2 separate regions of the Homo sapiens genome follow, and region 2 is linked to region 1. Evidence: read pairs that join two places in POLR2A ChIA-PET (ENCODE). Cell type or tissue: PC-9. All regions are shown on one strand. Links, peaks and the distances in the headings refer to the core of each region. The heading gives the core; the rest is flanking DNA. Region 1 has its middle 22 kb from the start of CMIP. Region 2 overlaps LOC105369213 (a long non-coding RNA gene).

The links. ChIA-PET counts read pairs that join two places held together with the same protein. Peaks named below come from ENCODE experiments on the same cell type or tissue, not always from the same donor. Only the 100,000 strongest peaks of a DNase experiment are listed, where the experiment ranks them.
Region 2: POLR2A ChIA-PET joins it to region 1 with 10 read pairs; 5 of 35 experiments call an interaction of 5 or more read pairs at or near these places.

Annotation. Positions count from the first base shown.
Region 1 is chr16:81,419,688-81,425,067 of GRCh38, forward strand. No RefSeq gene overlaps it. Among named protein-coding and RNA genes, the nearest start is that of CMIP, 22 kb to the right of the region's middle. RefSeq lists enhancers at 5,169-5,308, 5,177-5,380. In PC-9, for the core only: no CTCF peak of the experiment used is centred there; a DNase peak (open chromatin) is centred at 2,074; H3K27ac peaks cover 1,486 bases.
Region 2 is chr16:81,756,253-81,761,632 of GRCh38, forward strand. All of the region lies in intron 3 of LOC105369213 (a long non-coding RNA gene), which reads left to right. It also overlaps a transcript of PLCG2 not described here. Among named protein-coding and RNA genes, the nearest start is that of PLCG2, 20 kb to the right of the region's middle. RefSeq lists an enhancer at 2,189-2,248. In PC-9, for the core only: no CTCF peak of the experiment used is centred there; a DNase peak (open chromatin) is centred at 2,299; H3K27ac peaks cover 1,321 bases.

The DNA of each region.
Region 1 (5,380 bases), core at 70-5,069:
TACTTGGGACACTGAGGCAGTATTACTTGAACCTGGGAGGCGGAGGTTGCAGTGAACTGAGATGGTGCCATTGCACTCCAGGCTGGGTGAAAAGAGTGAATCTCAGTCTCAAAAACAAACAAAACTAAACAAAAAGTCAAAGTTAAAATGCGGGCTCCAATTCAGGAGGTCCGCGTGGGGCCAAGATTCTGCATTTCTAAGGAGCTTGCAGTTGACGTGGATGCTACCAGTTCAGGAATCACAGTTTGAGTAACAAAGGCCTAACATTTATATGTAAGAGCTAAATTGCAGGGAAGATTATTTGAACATTGTTAACTTTACAAGGTGTGTTAGTTGACAAGAGCTGCCATAATAAAATACCACAGACTAGGTGTCTTAAACACCGGAAATTTCTTTTCTCACCGTTTTGGTCGAAGGTGTGGGCAGGGGGCTGGGCGTGGTGGCTCACACCTGTAATCTCAGCACTTTGGGAGGACGAGGCAGGTGGATCACATGAGGCTAAGGAGTTGAGACCACCCTGGCCAACATGGTGAAACCCTGTCTCTACTAAAAATACAAAAATTAGCCAGGCGTGGTGGTGCGTGCTTGAGTAGCCTGTAATCCCAGCTACTCGGGAGGCTGAGGAACAAGAACCTCTAGAACTCGGGAGGAAGAGGTTGCAGTGAGCCGAGATCACGCCACTGCACTCCAGCCTGGGCAACAGCGTGGGACTCTGTTTAAAAAAATAATAATAATAATACGATGTGGGCAGGGTTGGCTGCTCCTGAGGCCTCTCTCCCTGGCTTGCAGATGGCCCCTTCACCCTCTGTCTTCACGTGGTCTTCCCTCTGTGTGTCTGTGTCCTAATTCCTCTTCTTATTAGGACACATGTCAGGATCAGAACCCACCCATACGGCTTTATTTTACCTTAATTACTACCTCTTCAAGGCCCTATTTCCAAATATGGTCTCATTCTGAGGTGCCGAGGGATAGATCTCCACCATTTGAATTTGGGGGCCACAGTTCAGTCCATAAGACCAGGTGAAGGAAGTACTTCCACTGCTGATGTCCATCTGCCAGCGAGGCCTCTCCAGTTCTCACCGGTCTTTGGCTGTGTCAAACTTTTTATTTTCTATCAATCTGATGAAGATGCAATGGAGTATCACTGTCGTTTAATTTGTACCCCCTAATACTTTTTAGTGAGGTCGAGAATCATTTTTTGTTTTTGAGACAGGGTCTTGATCTGTCACCCAGGCTGGAGTGCAATAGCACAATCATGGCTCCCTGCAGCCTCGACCTCCCAGGCTCAAGCCATCCTCCTGTCTCCACCTTCCAAGCAGCTGGGACCACAGGCGCGCACCACCATGCCCACTTAATTTAAAAAAAAAAGTTTTTGTAGAGACAGGGTCTTGCTGTGTTGCCCAGGTTGGTCTTAAACTCCTGAGCTCAAGCAGTCCTCCTGTCTGAGCCTCCTACGTGTTGGGATTACAAGCATGATCTCACCACACCCAGACTAGATTGAAAATCTTTTCATATCTTATTGCTTCTGCTTTGGGCAATTCCCTATTCATATCTGCCCATTTTGCAGTTGGAGTTGAGAGTTGATCATGCATATCGATTTGCAGGGCTTCTTTGTAAATCCTGGTTACTAATTTGCATTGCTAGACTTTTGTGCTGGTCTAGAGCTTGTCTTTTTACTTGTTTATGGTACCCTTTGATGTTCAGGGGTTTTTTTTCTGTAATTTTAATATAGTCAAATGCTTCAAGCTTCAAGGCTCATCTTGTTTAAGAAATGCCTCCCTATACCAAGGTTATGGAAATATTGTCTTACATTTTCTACTAAATATTTTCAAGTGTTGTTTCCCACATTTTGGCCTCCATCCGCCCGGAATTCATTTGTGTGTGGCATATGAAAATAGTCTAATTTTAGTTTCCCAAGTACCGTGCCAGAGGCTGCCACCACCCCGTTTCATGCTCTGCTCTCCCCGATGGCCTGAGGCTTGTCCTCTGCCCTGCAGGCTCCAGTGTTTCCCTCCGAAGGGTGGGGCACTCATCACCAGGAAGCATCTTGCCTGCCCCAAGGGTGAGTCCAGCTGGCACCTGTAGCGGTGGCCGCATTCTTCTGGCAGGGGCTGCAGGGATGAGGACTATAGGAGAGTCCCGAGGCTGCCGGAACAAAATTCCACAAACTTTATGCCTTCAGGTAACAAAAATGTATTCTCTCACAAGTCAGGAGGCCACAAATCCGAATCAGGTTGTCAGCAGGTGGAGGGAATGTAAACTAGTATAACCATGGAAAACATAGTTATACTAAACTAATATAACCATGGAAAACAGTGTGGAGATTCCTTAAAGAACAAAAGTAAGGCCGGGCGCAGTGGCTCACGCTTGTAATCCCAGAATTTTGGGAGGCCAAGGCAGGCGGATCACCTGAGGTTGAGAGTTCGAGACCAACATGGAGAAACCGCATCTCTACTAAAACAAAAAACAAAAAAATCAGCCAACTGTGGTGGCGCAGTCCTGTAATCCCAGCTACTGGGAGGCTGAGGCAGGAGAATCACTTGAATCCAGGAGGAGGTTGCAGTGAGCTGAGATCACGCCATTGCACTCCAGCCTGGGCAACAAGAGCAAAACTCCATCTCAAAAAAAAAGAACTGAAAGTAGATCTACCATTTGATCCAGCAATTCCGCTCCTGGATATCTACCCAGAGGAAAAGAAGTCATTATACGGATGGGAGTGGTGGCTCACATCTGTAATCCCCGCACTTTGGGAGGCCAAGGCGGGTGGATCACCTGAGGTCGGGAGTTCAAGACCAACCTGACCAACATGGAGAAACCCCATCTCTACTAAAAATACAAAATTAGCTGGGCATGGTGGCACATGCCTGTAATCCCAGCTAATTGGGAGGCTGAGGCAGGAGAACCACTTGAACTCGGGAGGCAGAGGCTGCAGTGAGCTGTGATCATGCCATTGCACTCCAGCCTGGGCAACAAGAGTAAAACTCTGTCTCGAAAAACAAAAAAAAGTCATTATACAAAAAAGATACTTGCACATGCATGTTTATAACAGCACAATTTGCAGTTGCAAAAATGTGTAACCAAATGGCCATCAATCAACAAGTAGACAAGGGAACTGTGGTATATATATATATATACCACATATATATACACCATATATATATATACCACATATATATACCGTATATATATATACCACATATATATATACAGTATATATATGTGGTATATATATGTGGTATATATATGTGTGTGTGTATATATGTGTGTGTGTGTATATATATATATATATATATATATATATATATATATATGATGGAATACTACTCAGCCATAAAAAGGAATGAATTAATGGCATTCACAGCAACCTGGATGAGACTGGAGGTCATTATTCTAAGTGAAGTAACTCAAGAATTGAAACCCAAATATCATACGTTCTCACTCATAAGTGGGAGCTAAGCTATGAGGATGCAAAGGCATAAGAATGATACAGTGGGCCAGGCACGGTGGCTCACGCCTATAATCCCAGCACTTTGGGAGGCCGAGGCAGGTGCATCACGAGGTCAGGAGATCGAGACCATCCTGGCTAACAGGGTGAAACCCCAACTCTACTAAAAATACAAAAAAATTAGCCGGGCATGGTGGCGGGCACCTGTAGTCCCAGCTACTCGGGAGGCTGAGGCAGGAGAATTGCTTGAACTCAGGAGGCGGAGCTTGCAGTGAGCCGAGATCACACCACTGCACTCCAGCCTGGGCGACAGAGCGAGACTCCGCCTCAAGAAAGAAAAAGAGAACGATACAGTGGACTTTGGGGACCACAAATTGGGTTCATTGTACACTGCTCCAGTGATGGGTGCACCAAATCTCACAAATTACCGCTAAAGAACTTACTAATGAAACCAAGTACCACCTGTTCCCCAAAAATCTATGGAAATAAAAAATTAAAAATAAATAAATAAATATTAGTTAAAAAATGCTTGTATAGAAAAAATACACATAAAGTCACTATAGCACAGCTTTAAATGGAAAAAACCCTGATGTGATTATTACACATTTTATGCTTGTATCAAAATATCTCATATAACCCATAAATATATATGCCTAATATGTATCCAAAAAAATGAAAACTAAACATTTAAAAAAATTTTTAAAAAGAATAAACAAAGTTGTCAGCAGGGTTGGTTTCTTCTGGAGGCACTGAGGGAGAAACCACTCGACGCCTCTCTCCCAGCTTCCGGGGGCCTTGGATTCCTTGGTTGTGGACACATCACTCCTGGCTCTGCCTCTGTCTTCCTTTGCCTTCTTCCCTGGGCCTCGGTCTTGTTTCCCCTGCTCTTCTAATAACTTGTCATCAGATTTAGAGTCCATCCAAAGATGATTTATCTTGAGGTCCTTCACTTAATTCCATTTGCTCAGACCCTTTTTCCAAATAAGGCCACATTCACAGATTCTGAGTGGGCATATCTTTTGAGGGGGAAACCAACATTCAGCCCACTGTAGGATCTGTTTGTGAAATGGGAAGGAAAGCTCCTAGTGACGATGGTGGGAAAGCGCTCCTTCAACAACCATGTTCCCTTGACACCGTGCACTTCCTTCCAGCTCCTTTATTGGATAAATTTTGCCCAATCTGCCATTTTTTAAAATTTCCTCCTGCTCCCACAAGTGCAGTGATGCGTTCTCCCACTCTTAGAAATTTATCTTAAGAAAATGATTCATGAGTATAGGGGAAAAAAATTACCTCTTTTTGTTGTTGCATTGTTACTTATATTAAAAAGTTGGAAACAACCCCCAGGAGAGGAGGTAATTACTTAATTACTTCAATAACATTTATTCATGCAACATTAGTGAGAGAATGTGAAATAAACGGGGAAGGAGAGAGTAGAGAGCAAGAGACAGAAGTTGCCGAGCACGGTGGCTTACATCTATAATCCCAACTCTTTGGGAGGCCAAGGTGGGAAGATTCCTTGAGGCCAGGAGTTCAAGACCAGCCTGGGCAACATAGGGAGACCCTGTCTCTACAAAAAAATTTTACAAATTATCTGGGCATCGTGGCACACACCTATAATCCCAGCTACTTGGGAGGCTGAGGTGGGAGGATTGCTTGAGCCTGGTAAGTTGAGGCTGCAATGAGCCATGATCACACCACCACTGCACTCCAGCCCAGGTGACAAAGTGAAAAAAAAAAAAAAAAGGGACAGAAGCTGTTGTCCTCCCTGGAAAGGGAACATTCAACACGTGATGGCCCAAACCATTGAGTAATGTCAAACAGGAAGTGGGCAGGAAGGGGAATCCCAGGTGTTACCCAGAAGTCTCAGCTAGTCCTTGGAGTCATGAAGGATGAGTTGAGTCCCTGAAGCAGGACTCACCACCAGGGACAGACAGG
Region 2 (5,380 bases), core at 281-5,280, 340 kb after region 1:
CCCTACCGCCTTTCAGATAGGGCTTCCTGTAGGAGTATGCTGCTATGCCGGGCTATTATTGTCAGTATTCACTGAGTGCATAGTATATGCCAGTCACTGACCTCAGCGATCTGTAAGATTTATCTCCTTTAATCCTCAGAACAAACTGCTATCTTATACGGCAGCTATTATTATTAACCCCATTTTACAGATGAGGGAACGGAGGCAGAGAGAGGTTAAGTATGTTGCCCAAGGTCACACAGTGGAGGAGCCAAGCCTGTACTCAATCCAGGTCATCTGAAACCAGAGCTTATGAAGGTGACCACACCATACAGTGTCTCAGGACAGGGGAGGCCAGGCACAGAGGTGGTGGGGGAAAGAAGGAAGCTAAGTGAGAGGTACCAGGTCCCAAGTGAACCCCTCATTAATACTGGTGTTGAAGAGGCGTGGACTTCGTGAGGCGGGTGTTATTGGCACTGTTTTACAGATAAGGAGCTGAGAGCCCAGAGAGACAGTGAGTTGCCCAAACAACAAAGCTGCGTTTGAGCCTAGATGTGTCTACTGCACAGCCTGGCTCTTCAGTGAGCTTGCTGCCTTATCCTGCTTCTTCAGCAGTTTGTTCCGAGTCTGATCTGTCTTGAGAGCCCCACAGCCTGGGGCACAGGCCTGGAACACACACACCGCGCCTCTACGCCTGTTTTTAGAAATTGTGTATGGGATTCCAGTGGTTCCTACTTGCTGCTACTTTGGGCAAAGGAGAGGAAATGTGGTAGGAAGTGTAGTGACTCTGTATCTTGGTGAGTGGTTGTTTGCCTGAGCTCAGATGCTGCTGGAATGAAGAGTTTTGAAAAGACAATCATTTTGGAATAGTTGCATCTCTTTTACTTTTGGGTGAGTCAAAGGAAAAAGGGAGCTCTAGGAGGGACCACATTGGAAATTCCATCCACCCACTCATCCACCCATCCGATCATTCAATCATCTCTTTATCCAATCATTCATCCATTCATCCATCCACCCACCCATTTTCTGGGCTCCAATTTTCTGCTAGGCCCTGGAAACAAAACACACAAAACCCCCAAACAAACAAAAAAACAAAAGAGTAAAAGCCTCATAGAAAAAAAAGCTGTTTAGTGACCAGCCTGGCCAAGATGGTGAAACCCCGTCTCTACTAAAAATATAAACATTAGCCGGGCGCGGTGGCAGGTGGCTGTAATCCCAGCTACTTGGGAGGCTGAGGCAAGAGAATCGCTTGAATCCAGGAGACAGAGGTGCAGAAGAGCCGAGAAAGCGCCACTGTACTCCAGCCTGGGTGACAGAGTGAGACTCTGTCTCAAAAAAGAAAAAAGACAAGAAAAAAGAAAAAAAGCTGTTGTTTCACATTTTCCTCCAGCACTTCCTATTTTTTACATTTGGAAAAGAGCTTTATTGAGATATAATTCATGTATCACGCAATTCACCCATTTAAAGTGTGATTCGATGGCTTATAGTGTATTCACAGAGCACTGACATCATCACCACAATCAATTTTTGAAACTTTTCATCACCCCCAAACAGAAACCCAGTACCCCTTAGGCCGTCACTCCCTATACCCCCTTCCCCCACCCCTTCAATTACTCATCTACTTTCTTTCTCTGTGGATTTGCCTATTCCGGACATTTCATGTACATAGAATCATATAATATGTGGCCTTTTGTGTCAGGCTTCTTTCACTTAGCATCATGTGCTGTCGTTATTGTTGCTGTTTTGTTTTGTTTTGTTTTTTGAGGCACTGTCTCGATCTGTCACCCAGGCTGGAGCGCAGTGGTGTGATCTCAGCTCTCTGCAGCTTCCACCTCACGGGCTCAAGCGATCCTCCCACCTCAGCCTCCTGAGTAACTGGGACCACAGGCGCTCGCCACCAGGCCTGGCTAGATTTTTGTATTATTTTGCAGAGATGGGGTTTCGCGGTGTTCCTCAGGCTGATTTCAAAGTCCTGGGCTCAAGCGATCTGCCTGCCTGGGCCTCCCAAAGTGCTGGGATTAGAGGTGTGAACCCTCGTGCCCAGGCTCACTTAGCATTGCATTTTCAACGTTTATTCATTTTGTAGCGTGGATCAGCAAATCGTTTCTTTTTATTGCTGAGTAATATTCCATTTTATGGATAGATCACATCTGGTTCATTTGTTCATCAGTTGACGGACATTTGGGTTGCCTCTCCTTTTGGCTATTATAAATAATGCTGCTGTTAACATTTATGTGTAAGTGTTTGTGTGGATGAGCTTTCATTTCTTTTTGGTATTTACCTAGGAGTGGCCTTGCTGAGTCATACAGTAGCTCTGCGTTTGACCTTTTGAGGAACTGCTAAACTATTTTCCACAGCAGCTGCAACATTTACTACTCCCACCAGCAGTGTAGGAAGCTTCCAATTTCTCCATATCCTCACCAATACTTGTTATTGTCCATCTCTCTTTTTTTTTTTTTTTCCTGAGACAGAGTCTCACTCTGTTGCCCAGGCTAGAGTGCAGTGGCACAATCTCAGCTCACTGCAACCTTTGCCTCCCAGGTTCAAGCGATTCTCCTGCCTCAGCCTCCCGAGTAGCTGGGATTACAGGTGCACACCACCATGCCCAGCTAATTTTTATATTTTTAGTAGAGACGGGGTTTCACCATGTTGGCCAGGCTGGTCTCGAACTCCTGACCTCAGGTGATCCACCTGCCTCGGCCTCCCAAAGTGCTGAGATTACAGGCGTGAGCCACCGCACCCGGCTATCGTCCATCTTTTTAAATTTAGCCTTTCTAGCAGGTGTGAAGTGAAACCTCATTATGGTTTTAATTTACATTTCCCAGGAAGTATCTTTACGTGTTATTATCAGTCATTTGTATATTTTCTTTGAAGAAATGTCCATTTGGATTCTTTACCCACTGTTAATTGGGTTGTCTTTTCATTATTGAGTTGTAAGAGTTCTTTATAGATTCTAGATACTAGTCCTTTATCAGATACATGATTTGCAAATATTCTTTCCTATTCTGTAGGCTCCAGTTCCTTCTCATTGTTTTGTTTTGTTTTTGGTTTTTAAAGCACACATCCTCATGCTAAGATATTTGAAAAAGCCAAAAATGTATAAAGAGATGGAAAAAGAACCTCCCACAGACCACTATGATTAATATTTAATCTTTTTTATTTCCCTTTTAAATATATTTACTTATGTTATTTATTCTTTGATAGGTAATATCTGCACTGCTGCAGAATTCTAAAGGTCTAAAATCACAGATTCAATGAGTCTCCCAAGCAGGAAAGCTGCATTTTCAACCTGAATAGATCTACTGCAAAGCCTGGCTCTTTCAGTGCCTCTGCCACCGTATCCTACTTCCTCCAAAGTTTCTTTCTAGTCTGATCTGTCTTGAGACCCCCAGTGCCTGGAGCCCCTGTCATCCAAACTCCTCCTAGGGACCGCTACTGTTGCCGCTTTCTAGATGATCTTCCAAGGATAGCTTATAGCTTGTATATATGGACATATACTTGTCAAATTTCCCTTAAATTGTACGTTACCCATTGCACTGAGCACTTGTCCGTAGCTCCTTTCCAGTCTTGTAGCTCTGCTGAGTTTTCTTTCTATAGTTAAGAATACAATGTAGGCCGGGCGTGGTGGCTCACGCCTGTAATCCCAGCACTTTGGGAGGCCGAGGCGGGCAGATCACAAGGTCAGGAGATCGAGACCATCCTGGCTAACACGGTGAAACCCCGTCTCTACTAAAAATACGAAAAATTAGCCGGGAGTGGTGGCGGGCGCCTGTAGTCCCAGCTGCTGGGGAGGCTGAGGCAGGAGAATGGCGTGAACCTGGAAGGCGGAGCTTGCAGTGAGCCGAGATCGCGCCACTGCTCATCTATCAGTTGTAGGAGGCACAGCAGGAATTCATTCTAGTGTTAGGAAGAATGAGGAATTTATTAAAGGACATTAGGTGGCTTGGAGAGTCTCCAGGAGGGCAGAGATCCAGGTCTGGAGTCTACATAGCCAGAAACAAAGCACAACCACAGGTGGGATTGCTCGAGTAGAGCAGTGCCCACTGCCAGGACTGGGCACAGAGCATGGCTGGTTCTGCTGGGCTCAGGGTGCTGCACCCTCTGGTTCTCTCCCTCCAGATACCAGGTGTTTCTGCCACTACCTTTGCCAGATATGTACCCTCTGACACCTGCTTCTCTTGTTGGTGGCTTTTGGACACAAGCCTGATGCTGGTACGTCTGACTATGGGGCAGAGCTGAGCGTCCCTACCCAAGCTGCAAGGGAGTGTGGGAAAACAAGATCTGGCTTTTTCTTTGGCTAGGTGTGGCCTTATATGGGGAGGCAGTCAAACATAGGAGGTCAAATTTTGCTGGGCACCCAAAAAGAATGGCAGAGCCCACTACATAATACTTATATGGGCTGAGCACAATGGCACATGCCTATAATCCCAACCCTTTGGGAGGTCAAGGTGGGAGGATCACTTGAGGGCAGGAGTTCAAGAGCAGCCTGGGCAACATAGTGAGACCCCGTCTCTATTAAAAAAAAAAATAATAATAATAATAATAATAATTAGCTGAGCATGGTGGCAAGTACCTATAATCCCAGCACTTTGGTAGGCTAAGGCAGGAGGCTCATCTCTGGCTAGGAGCTCAAGGCCAGCCTGTGCAATATAGTGAGATCCCTGGCTTAAAATTTTTGTTTGTTTGTTTGAGGACAGAGTTTCACTCTGTCACCCAGGCTAGAATGCAGTGGCGTGATCTCAGCTCACGGCAACAGCGACCTCCTGGGCTCAGGTGATTCTCCTACTTCTCAGTAGCTGGGACTATAAGTGCGCACCACCACACTTGGCTAATTTTTGTATTTTTTGTAGTAACAAGGTTTCACTATGTTGCCCAGGCTGGTCTCAAACTTCTGGGCTCAAGTGATCCTCCCACCTTAGCCTCCCAAACTGCTGGCCTTACAGGTATGAGCCACTTGCGCCCAGCTACAAAAATGTTTTTAAAGTTAGCTGGGTGTGGTTGTGCATACTTGTAGTCCTAGCTACTCAGAAGGCTGAGGCAGGAGGATCTCTTAAACCCAGGAGTTCAAGGATGCAGTGAGCTATGGTCAAGCCGCTACACTCCAGCCTGGGCAACAGGGCCAGACCTTGTCTTTAAAGTAATAATAATAGTAATGATAATACTTAAATGTAAGTGTATTGTAATTATGAAAGTGTAATTCTTCTGATTATAACACAGTACATGGGTGAGAGGTGACGCGTTGTAATGGTTAAGCTTGGGCAGCAGCCTGGGAGCTGACTGCCTAGGTTAGAGTCATATGTCTTTCCCTCGGCTAGCCTTTCAAACTTGACCATGGCTCGAACTTCATTATGCCCCAGTTTCCTCCTTTGTAAAATGGGGATCAAAATAGAACACCCCTCAT